Regions from separate parts of the Homo sapiens genome. Here region 1 is linked to region 2. A link is a loop called in an ENCODE intact Hi-C map of the cell type or tissue named here. Cell type or tissue: psoas muscle. All regions are shown on one strand. Each heading gives the region's core, and the rest is flanking DNA. Links, peaks and the distances in the headings are about the cores only.

The links. A loop is a pair of places that touch in the nucleus more often than their neighbours do. Peaks named below come from ENCODE experiments on the same cell type or tissue, not always from the same donor. Only the 100,000 strongest peaks of a DNase experiment are listed, where the experiment ranks them.
Region 1: it touches region 2 in a loop (5-fold over the local background); 11 of 110 quality-filtered maps call a loop at or near these places.

What each region holds. Positions count from the first base shown.
Region 1 is chr5:55,939,443-55,944,757 of GRCh38, forward strand. It overlaps IL6ST (interleukin 6 cytokine family signal transducer), which reads right to left. Exons shown (of 17, transcript NM_002184.4): 16 at 3,228-3,309; 17 at 1-2,377. The coding sequence ends at 1,640. Among named protein-coding and RNA genes, the nearest start is that of IL6ST, 53 kb to the right of the region's middle. In psoas muscle, for the core only: no CTCF peak of the experiment used is centred there; no DNase peak of the experiment used is centred there.
Region 2 is chr5:55,275,317-55,280,704 of GRCh38, forward strand. DHX29 (DExH-box helicase 29) reads right to left here. Exons shown (of 27, transcript NM_019030.4): 13 at 1,790-1,966; 14 at 950-1,090. It overlaps CCNO-DT (CCNO divergent transcript), which reads left to right. Exons shown (of 5, transcript NR_185977.1): 2 at 4,217-4,333. Among named protein-coding and RNA genes, the nearest start is that of DHX29, 30 kb to the right of the region's middle. In psoas muscle, for the core only: no CTCF peak of the experiment used is centred there; no DNase peak of the experiment used is centred there; H3K27ac peaks cover 271 bases.

The DNA of each region.
Region 1 (5,315 bases), core at 316-5,315, 660 kb after region 2:
TCTAATGTGAACAATATTCTGAGAGTAAAAAGTGTAATTATATTTCCATTGTAAATGTATACCAAGTTTTCTTAGCTTTCTATTCTCCAATAACCTCTAGAAACTATTCTAAGCATGCCTGGTTTCTGTAACTTAAATATGGCATAAAAACCTGTTTCCTTTGAATTCACTTGATAGCAGTAGTCAATCACTAATAACGCTTGCTAATTTCCTCTTACTTTCTAAGAAAACCCCTATATTTAGCATCTGCTTCCATATCGCACGTGGTGGTTAGGGGACAGCATAAGTACACTAGCGGCTTTAGCACTAAACTCGAGGCCTGGGTCACTTCTCCCTTGAAGAAAAAAGGTTTTAAAAATTCCTAAATCACAATGTAGAACTAAGTTCCACCCTACCTCAGAACTGCAGACATTAAAATACCATCTCTTTATTAAGTGTCTCTACAATAATGATATTTGCTAAGAACAAGATGTACATTTTTTGGGGTTCTGTTTTGTTTTGGCAAATATTGCCCAAGTTGTCTTAGTGTGCCTCAAACATTTACTAAAAATAAAAAAATTTAAATCTTTGCCTACTTATTTAAAAATAAAAAAAATACTCAAAACAAATTTAAGCTGAAGATATATACTGTATAAAGTGTTCATCTACCCAGTACTCTGAAGTCTTAAGAAAAGTCAATGATATGTGTGTGTATATATATATATATATATACACACATTAGCAATTTAAGCCTTTTAACATGCCAATTTTTTAGATGCTTTATTGGTTTTTTTTCCCCTTTACTACTACTTCCTGTTTTCCCCTTTACTACTACAATTTAAGCCTTTAAAAATGGCAATTTTTTAGATGCTTGAGATAGTTTGGGGGATCCCTAGCTCTTATCATGGCACTCTGTTGAGTTTGTGAAATGCATCTTCAAAGAGGTTGTCAATAATATGCAAATTTTTGAAAACTAGTGAGATTACTAATTATTGATGAATAAAAAATGAGTACTTTTAATCTGCCAAGTTAAAGCTCTAGAATTCCTTTTCTCCAGTAATAACTCGCAGCATCACTACCAATGGAAGGGACCTAAGGAATACCGTGTACACTGATATACACGAAGCTGCTCCTCATTTTTTTGTCAGATTACAAAAGCTGGGCTCATGTAGTTATGGCCTATGGACCTCTTTTTAAGTTATTTTAGCAGAAGTAGATGATGGTCTACACCTTGCTCCTCTTTTATATTAACTGTCCCTAAGCCACTCTGATGACTATTCTAATCAAAATCAGTATAGCTGTGCTCACTAAGCATATCACTGCTTATTATTCAAATACCTTCTGTTTTCTATGTAGCAAAACAAAAAGTTTTATAAATTTCAGATAAGCTTTCTGTTTTTCTTCAGTGCAAACATCCTGAAACAGCACAAAATCATTCAGCTAGTCTGAGGATAAAGTCAGTTTATGTAGTGCTTAAAGTAGAATCCCAGATATTCTGGAATGGAAATAGCTCATGTGAAACTTCAGTTCATTTTTGTCCTTAAGGGCAAATGATCATCTTCAGAGAGTGAAGACTTTTTAAAATCTGAATTCACAGATAAAATCATTTTAGCTTTACTTTATAGGTACTGCTGAAGTTGTAGCAGGAACTACTAGTCCTTCACTGAGGCATGTAGCCGCCTTGCCGTACAGTCTGTGGTAAGTAACTTTTAGGCATGCCTTCATCAGTCGCAGCCTCCATGCCAACTGTTTCAAATCTTTCTACTTGTCCCTCAGTACCTGGACCAAAAGCATCTGCTGCAGAAACTTCCTGAAACATTTTCATTTGCCCAGATCCACAGGATTGTGAAATATGATCTGAAATCTGCTGTTTAAGTCTAACAAAATCTTCCTCATTGACTGATGAAACTTGCTTTGACCTTTCAAAATGTGAAATATCTGGACTGGATTCATGCTGACTGCAGTTCTGTTTGAAGTACTGTTGCCTGGGCAAAATACCATCACCGCCATCTACATGATCTACTAATTGTAGATCTTCTGGCCGCTCCTCTGAATCTAACAAGGGCTGGGTAGACTCGGATCTTGAGAAGACTTGGACTGACGGAACTTGGTGTCTGTAGCCACTGTGTACCACGGTAGAATACTGGACAGTGCTCGAAGTGTTTTGTGAAGATTCATTTTCATCACTGCTAGAAATGCTTGGCCTAGAAGATGACATGCATGAAGACCCCCCAATACCACTGCTGTGTCCTTCAGTATTAATTTTTTCCTTTTTGAACAGGTCCAATGATTTCAGATCTTCTGGAAAAGGCTTTTTGTCATTTGCTTCTATTTCCACAACACTTACATCAGTGAAATTGCCATCTGAATACATTTGATCTTTTGAATTAAAATTGTGCTAAGGAAGAGAAAAAATTGTATATGGCAAGTATTAGTTAAAGCCACAGAGCTAATGCATCTCTGAAACTTCCCAGTAACTCTCAGTGGTACAGAAATAACCTGTATTATGTCACTAAGTCACTGTCAACTACCCAAAATGCAGATACTATAAAATGAGTCTAAGTAGTCTAAATCAATATTGTTGGTGTTACATTTTGATAAGCTAATGGTCTACAAGTAGTATTTAATATTTCATGCCTAGACTAGGCAGCCTAGGATTAACTGGACAGAAAACTAGAAAACATTAAGGAAAATCAAACCTGAATGACAGAGATTTTGTAGAATATAAAAATACATAATACATTTTAATCTGTTAATATAAAATTTAAGGACTACCGGAGGATAATAAATATAAATGAGTTCCCCTTTGGGGCATATTTAAAATTCAGAGTTTAGAGTAGGTTCCCAGAGATCATTTCATCAGTGCTAAAATGATAAACTGTTGAACTTGGTTTTAATACTCAACCCAAAATGCTTGAGGTAGTTACCATCACATAGCAGTTTCAGCACCTCAAGTTTTCAGTTTGCAAGTTCAACCAAACATCTGTAATGTGTACTAAACAATTTAAAATATCAGAACAAATATACTATGATGGTGATAAAACCCCTAAAATATGTCATACATATTAAATTTTGATTAAAATTTTCAGTTATGTACTGTTTTATCTTCATTTACTTTTTGATTCAGCTTGAATATCTTATCTTTTGGTACATTTGTAGATACTCAATATACCTACTAACTGTAGATACTCAATATACCTACTAACATGTCTGTATATTATAAACAACTCAGAAGCATTTTCTCTTACCCTTGGAGGAGTGTGAGGTGACCACTGGGCAATATGACTCTTTGAAGGATCTGGAACATTAGGCCAGATGTGTTTTTTAATTCTGAAGAGAAAAGAAAAATGGCCTATGTAAAACCACACATAATAAACAATAAATAGTCCCTATTTCTAAACATGTTCATCAAAGACTCTTACAAACCAAACCAATTACCTAAATGAACAAAAAATACCTACTCTACCCCAAACAAAAATTATTTTTCTTATAACCAATAGAAAAATACTGTTGAAAATGCATAAGGATTATAATGTATTCATAATGAATTAACAAAGCTAAATCTAATCAGTGTTCAAATTTTTTTTTAAACTCTCAAAATTCTGCAATTAAAACCACTTAAAATCTTTACCCAGGCCACATGTTGTGGTATTCCAATTAAAAGAATCCAGATAACAAATTAATGTTCCCACTGATACCAAAAAAGTTCAAATATAAAAATCAAATTTAAAAAAGTGACTGAGAATGGTGCTTCAAAGAGTGAGAGCCTACCAGACTGACTCTCCTGTAGGAAATACCTATAACATTTGGAAGTAATATAAAAAGTAGTAAAGCTGACAACCTAGACAAACCAATGAATGAATCCTTGAAAGACACAAATTACCAAAACAGATTGAAGAAAAAGAAAGCTATATTTATAAAGAAATTGAATTTTTAATTAAAAACCTTCCCACAAAACTCTGGGCAAAAGGAAACAATTGTATTAATACTATACAAACTCTTTCAGAAAACAGAGGAGGTAACATGTTCCCATTCATTTTATGAGGCCAGTATTATCCTGATTTTAAAACCAGACAGATAAGGCACATAAAGACAGACTAACTTCACTCATGAACACAGATGCAAACAGTATTAAACTGAATGCAGCAAAATCCAAGGAATGCAAAGATGTTATATGAAAAATCAATAAAATGCACCATATTCATGGAAGGAAGGAGAAAAACCATATGATCATCTCAATAGATTCAGAAAAAGCATTTGACCAAATTGTGACACCCATTCATGATAAAAATTGCTAGCAAGGCAAAACAGAAATAAGAACTTCCCCCCTGCAAGTAGTAGTAAAGGGGAAAAAAAAACACAAAGCGGCTGGGCGCGGTGGCTCACACCTGTAATCCCAACACTTTGGGAGGCTGAGGTGGGTGGATTACCTGAGGTCAGGAGTTCAAGACCAGCCTGGCCAACATGGTGAAACCCCCATCTCTACTAAACTAAAAATACAAAAAAATTAGCCAGGCATGGTGGTGCATGCCTGTAATCCCAGCTACTCGGGTGGCTGAGGCAGGAGAATTGCTTGAACCCAGAAGGTGGGGGTTGCAGTGAGCCAAGATTGTGCCACTGCACTCCAGCCTGGGCAACAAGAGTAGAACTCAGTCTCAAAACAAAAAAACCCCACAAAGCAAAAACTTCAACCTACAGCTAACATCACATGTGATGGTGAAAGACTAAATACTTTCACCTCTAAAATTAGGAACAAAGCAATGCTCTTATATGGTCTAGATGTACTATATGTACTAGAGGTCTTAGCCAGTGCATTAAGACAATAAAAAGAACTAAAAGCATAAAGATTAGAACAACTATAATTACTCCCAAGAAGCATGATTGTGTATCTAGAAAATCCTAAGGATCCAAAAAGCTACTAATAAATGAATTTATCAAAGTCTCAGTATACATGATGAATATATTTTAAAAAATCAATTGCATTTCTATATACTAAGAATTAGAAAATATTTTTAAACATTTCATTTATAATAACAAAAAATACTTTTGTCATGAATTCAAAAAAAGTTATGCAAGGCCTGTCTACTGAAAACTACAAAACACTGCAAAAGTAAATTAAACAAAACCCAAATAAATAAAGAAATAAACCAGGTTCACGGATTGAAAGACTCAGTAGCGTTAAGACTGCAGTTCTCTCTCGGCCTTAGCGCCATTTTTTTGGAAACCTCGGCGCCATGAGAGCCAAGTGGAGGAAGAAGCGAATGCGCAGGCTGAAGCGCAAAAGAAGAAAGATGAGGCAGAGGTCCAAGTAAACCGCTAGCTTGTTGCACCGTGGA
Region 2 (5,388 bases), core at 241-5,240:
GGCAACTAAAAAGCAGCCAGGCCAAGAGAGGTCATAACGTTAGTAAGTAGTTTGTACCTGGCTCATTCCTTCTACATTCTACTTTGGCTCCTGGATTCCAATCATCTCTTTTGAAATAACTATATTCTAAAGTCTTTCTTTAGTTTGTAATTTTTACCTCTGGGGTTTTAGGGCAAGATTTTAATTTTTGCTTTAAAAATTTAATTTTTGTCTATCTGCTTAATTAAAATATAAAGATAACTTTGTTTTCATCAAATTGGAAACATGCATGAAATATCATGGCTATGACAAAAATGCTGGATCTAGTACTACTGGCTAAAATGCAGGATAACATTGTTTTTGTGATATTTCTGAAAACATGTCATTGAGACTAACTTCCCAGGAAGAACTATGCCCTAGACAGCTTCACTATGTATGTATGTATGTATGTATGTATGTATGTATGTATGTATGTATGTGTGTGTGTCTGTCTGTCTATCTATCTATCTATCACTATCTACCTATCACCATCTTGCCTCTGCCCTGCTCCTGCCAGGACAGAGGCTAAGAAAACCAATGGCAAGGATCTAGATTTGGGACTTGCCCTATCCTGAGCACCTATGGTGTTGAGAGAAGTAGAGAAAAATCACTACTAATGTACTCCTCAATAACTGATCACTGTTATAAAAAGAAGTTGCTTCTAATTTGTATGGTCCTTGATTTTGTATGCGTACCTAAGATGGCCCAGAATAGTCTAAGAGGACAATCAAAGTATCACAAATCAAAGACTACAGTCTATGAAATAAAGATTAAAGAAATGACCTTTAAAATTTGTTCATTCTCAGATCTGTTCCTCATCTATCAAATTATACTCAAATTCACTGTGTTAACCACATGATTTTGAAACTCTTGTGGCAGGTTAGGCCCTGGATATCATTATCTGATATCTTTCAAAATATTTTCTTTTTACCTGATATTTTTTTATTCCCCCTGCTTTGCTTGTAACATTAATGGTTACTTCTTCTTCCTCTTCCAGAAATTTCTGACAATATTCTGAGTCTTTTTCCAGTACAAAGCCTGTTTCTTCTATTATATCTTCAAGATGAAAAACCTGCATAGAATAAGGCATATAAATGGGTGAATTCAAATTCGTTTCAGTAAATATCATTTTAAAGAGAACAGGGGACACCACCTTTTGAATGTCACCAAATGTTAATTTAGAATATTATGAAAAAAAATTTTTAGTATTATTTGGGAATGAAGACTTGGTTGACATAGAGGGATTGCCTCTAAAGTCTCAGGACAAATTACATTATGAGATATATTTATATATACACATATAATGTGAAACAGTTAAGAATAGATTGTATCAGCTGAACTGAAAAGGTAAGAATCAAGAATGGAATATGTAGAAAGGAAGCTTCAAAGACAACCCTAAATTTGAGGGGTGGGTGAAAAAGGAGTTCCTTATTGCCAGGTAGCCACTCTTTTTATTTTTTTTTCCCATAGCCATCAGATGACCAGGGAAGGGCAGCAACTCTTAATCTGAATATAATGATTTTCACGTGAAAATAGGTTTATGTTCTTTAGCCCTCACTGCTGTCTTGAGTCAATACCCTCCTTTCTCTCCTATCCAGCCTCAGGCAAGGCAGTAACAGTCATCTGATTCTTAAGGCTGTGTCCAGCTCCTCTGCTGACTCACTGTACCTAGGAATAGTTCTGGCCTCTGACTACAAGTGCCCATCTTCTAGGGAAAGAACCTGGTGGGAATGCAGTTTCTGCTTATACACACATTATAAAGAAAACTTACCTCAACAGGATAACTTCTTCCTGAAATTCTGAGAATGGGGCAGTGTGTGAAATATGTAGAAAATTTTTCGCTGTCCACAGTGGCACTCATTAGAATCAAGTGTAGATCAGAACGTTTCTGTAAAATTTCCTTCAAGATAATTAGTAGGAAGTCTGACTGGACACTTCTTTCATGAACCTAGTTTTAAAAAGGGAATAAAAAAGTTCATCATATATTGTATAAATTCTAGTAAGAGGCTTGAACAATCAGACACCCAGATTTACTAAAAGTTATTCAATATCTAAGTACAGTCAGTACATGTGCGGGGAGGGAGAAGCTGTAAGTTTTAAATAAGACAGATCTTCAGAACTGAAAATAAAGTCATTCTCTAAAATTGGAAGTCACTGAAAATCATATAGTGAACTAGATTAGCCATGACAGCATGACTCTACCCTAGGAGACGGTTTGCAAATCAGATCAGATGTAGCTGATAAGGCTGGGTGCAACCCTAAGTTTGAGGGGTGCATGAAAAAGGAGTTCCTTATTGCCAGTAGCTCATACTTGTAATCCTAGCACTTTAGGAGGCCGACGCGGGCGGATAACCTGACATCGGGAGTTTGAGACCAGCCTGGCCAACATGACGAAACCCTGTCTCTACTAAAAATACAAAAATTAGCCGGGTATGGTGGTGTGCACCTGTAATCCCAGCTACCCGGGAGGCTGAGGCAGGAGAATCACTTGAACCGAGGAGACAGAGTTTGCAGTGAGCCAAGATCACACCACTGCATTCCAGCCTGGGCGACAGAGTAAGACTCTATCTCAAAAAAAAAAAAAAAAAAAAAAGATGTAAGGTATATCCCAAATTTCACTTAGAAGCAAGAGTGACTCCTAAATCTCTGCCACTAATATAAAACTATACTGTCACCATTACAAGACAGATGGTTTATCTACTAGGTAGAAAAAGAGGCATTAACTAGCAGGAATCCGACAGAATCTCTATCACTGTCAGAAAAAAGGGTTTTATGCTCTTCCAACACATGCATCTTAGGGAAGAGCACGGATGAGGTATACTGTCAGAACTTTAGTATCTGTGGACTGTATGAGTCTGTCTTCCAACTTTCTGTACTGTGACTTATTTCTACTCTATTTTATAACAGATTTAAGGTAGCACAAAAGGATAAAGTGTATCAAGATAACAAAACAGGTTTTATCATTCATTTGTTTGGAAGGGAGGCAGTAGGGGTTAAGTGTTCAGACTCTGAAATCAATTGCTAGGGTCCAATTCTTGGCCACTTACAGTGTGACTTAGGAAAAGTCATTTAAATATTCTGGGTCTATTTCTTCTATAAAAGGAGAATACAAATAATGCAAATTTCACAGAGTTGTGACAATCAAATGAGATAATGCAAAGCCCTTAGAACAAAGCCCAACAATAAGTACTCAGCATTGTGCTAGATGCTGGAGTTTAAAAAGCAACCAAGAGAGTTCTCTTCCTTTGAGTTTTCAGTGCAGTAAGAAGATACTGTATAGGATGGTTTGAAATTATATTTGAAGCATAGCTAATCCAGATGGTCAAGAAGGCTACTAAGACAAATGCCACTGATGCTGAGGACTGAGGAATGAGTATGAAAAGAAAAAGAGAAGGAAGAAACGGGATGAAAAAAGGAGAAAAAAGCCGTCATGTCAAGGTACACAGTGTGTATGAATTCATGGTAGAAAGAAGGATCATACTAACTTTCAGAAACCGGAGAAACAAAAACAATGACTTGAGCATGGGATGGGGAATGGGTCAGAAATAAAGCTGGTAAGATACTCAATAAACTGCCCTGTAAGGCCTTGTCAGCTGTGTTAAGGAGTTGTGATTTTATCCCAATGAGTCAGGAAGAGCAGTGATTAATGCATTTTAAAGCAGAGGAATCATGTGGTCTGAGTTTTATTTTAAAAAGGATAATCCTGGCTACAATGTGGAAAATGTGGTGGAGGAGAGCAAAATAAAGCAGGAAGTTTAATTCATTAGAGACTTTTGTAGTAGTTAAAGAAATAATCGTGGCCTCTCCAAGGGTAACGCCAGTGAATACGGAGAAAAGTAAATGTACTTGAGAAAGGCAAAATAAAAGGACTATATGACTGGATTCAGGGGATGTGGGAGAAAGAAGGAAAAATCTTAAAGACACTTTTACTTTGGTGGTTTGACCAGGTGACTGGGGATCATTCAGAGACTGAGAAGAGATGAGAAGGGGCAAGTTATAAAAGATGAACAGGGAGGAAAGATGTTGAGTAGTGGAACTGCTGAGTTTGGAGTTCTGGAGACGGTATCTAGACGGTAGCTAGATATTTAAGTCTGATGCTCAGAAAGGAAATCTAATGGATGGCATAGATCTGGAAAATTTCATAAAATAGATAGGAATTTATACAAATAAGGATTTTTTGTTTGTTATTTTGAGACAGGCTCTCGCTCTGTTGACCAGGCTGGAGTGCAGTGGCGCTACCACAGCTCACTGCAGCCTTGACCTCCCAGGCTCAAGCAATCCTCCACCTCAGCCTTGCAAGCAGATGGGACTATAGGTGAGTAGATAGGACTACAGGGAAAAGCCATTAAACCTAGCTAATGTGTGGGGTTTTTTGTTTTGTTTTGTTTTGTTTTGCTGTTTTTGTTTTTTTTTTTTGGAGAGAGGGGGTCTCCCTTATATTGTCCAGGCTGGTCTCAAACTCCTGGGCTCAAGTGATCCTCCCCCCTTCAGCCTGCCAAATTGCTGGCATTATAGGTGCAAGCCACTGCTCCTGGCCAGATTTTTTTTTTAAAGGAAAAAAATAAGGATAGAACATAAAATAGAGCAAATAAAAATGCATACTATGAAGTATACTTGGTATAGATGGGCAGAAAATTTGGCTGGAAGCACACTAGCAGCCATCAAGAAAACCTACTCAATTCACACACTGACTACAAACTAAAATCACACAATTCCTAATAGTAAGGCCAGAAGGAGCATTATCCTGACTGTCTTCATAAAGAGGGTCCTGTATAATGTCATGGACTTTGTCCTGACATCTCTTACAATAAATACTTAACATGACGATGAATTTCACTTCTAGGCTTTTTTTACTTGCTGTAGTGTCTAAGAGGTTGATGGCATCACAGTGGAGCTCAATTCAGTTAACTGTGTCTACAAATGGCTAATACAAAACCATGAAAGAACACAACTTCCTGAAGTTGGTCTGGTTTTTAGAGTTCATCCTGATCTATATTTACCAAGCAATTTTCTGGTAATAATTTGGAGTTCAACAGAACTTATTAACTGCTACAGATGTTTCAACTTACCTAACAGTAAGAATTTCTCACTATAAATATACTGTAGCTTAATTTAAGAATGGTAATAAGAAAAAAAAATTAGCATTTTGGTTCATGTTGACCCTTGATGATACTGATTAAATCTAGGTCTTGGTCATACAAAGCCACAATGTGACACCTTACCCTTACTCCCTTCCCGCAGGAGCCCATGGGCCAGATAAAAAAGCAGCCATTCAGCCTCTTTCTCTTTGATATCTTAGTGATAAGAGTGAAACCATGCCTATAAACTTTATAAAATTAATCAAGGAAGAAAAACAAACGTAAACCAAGC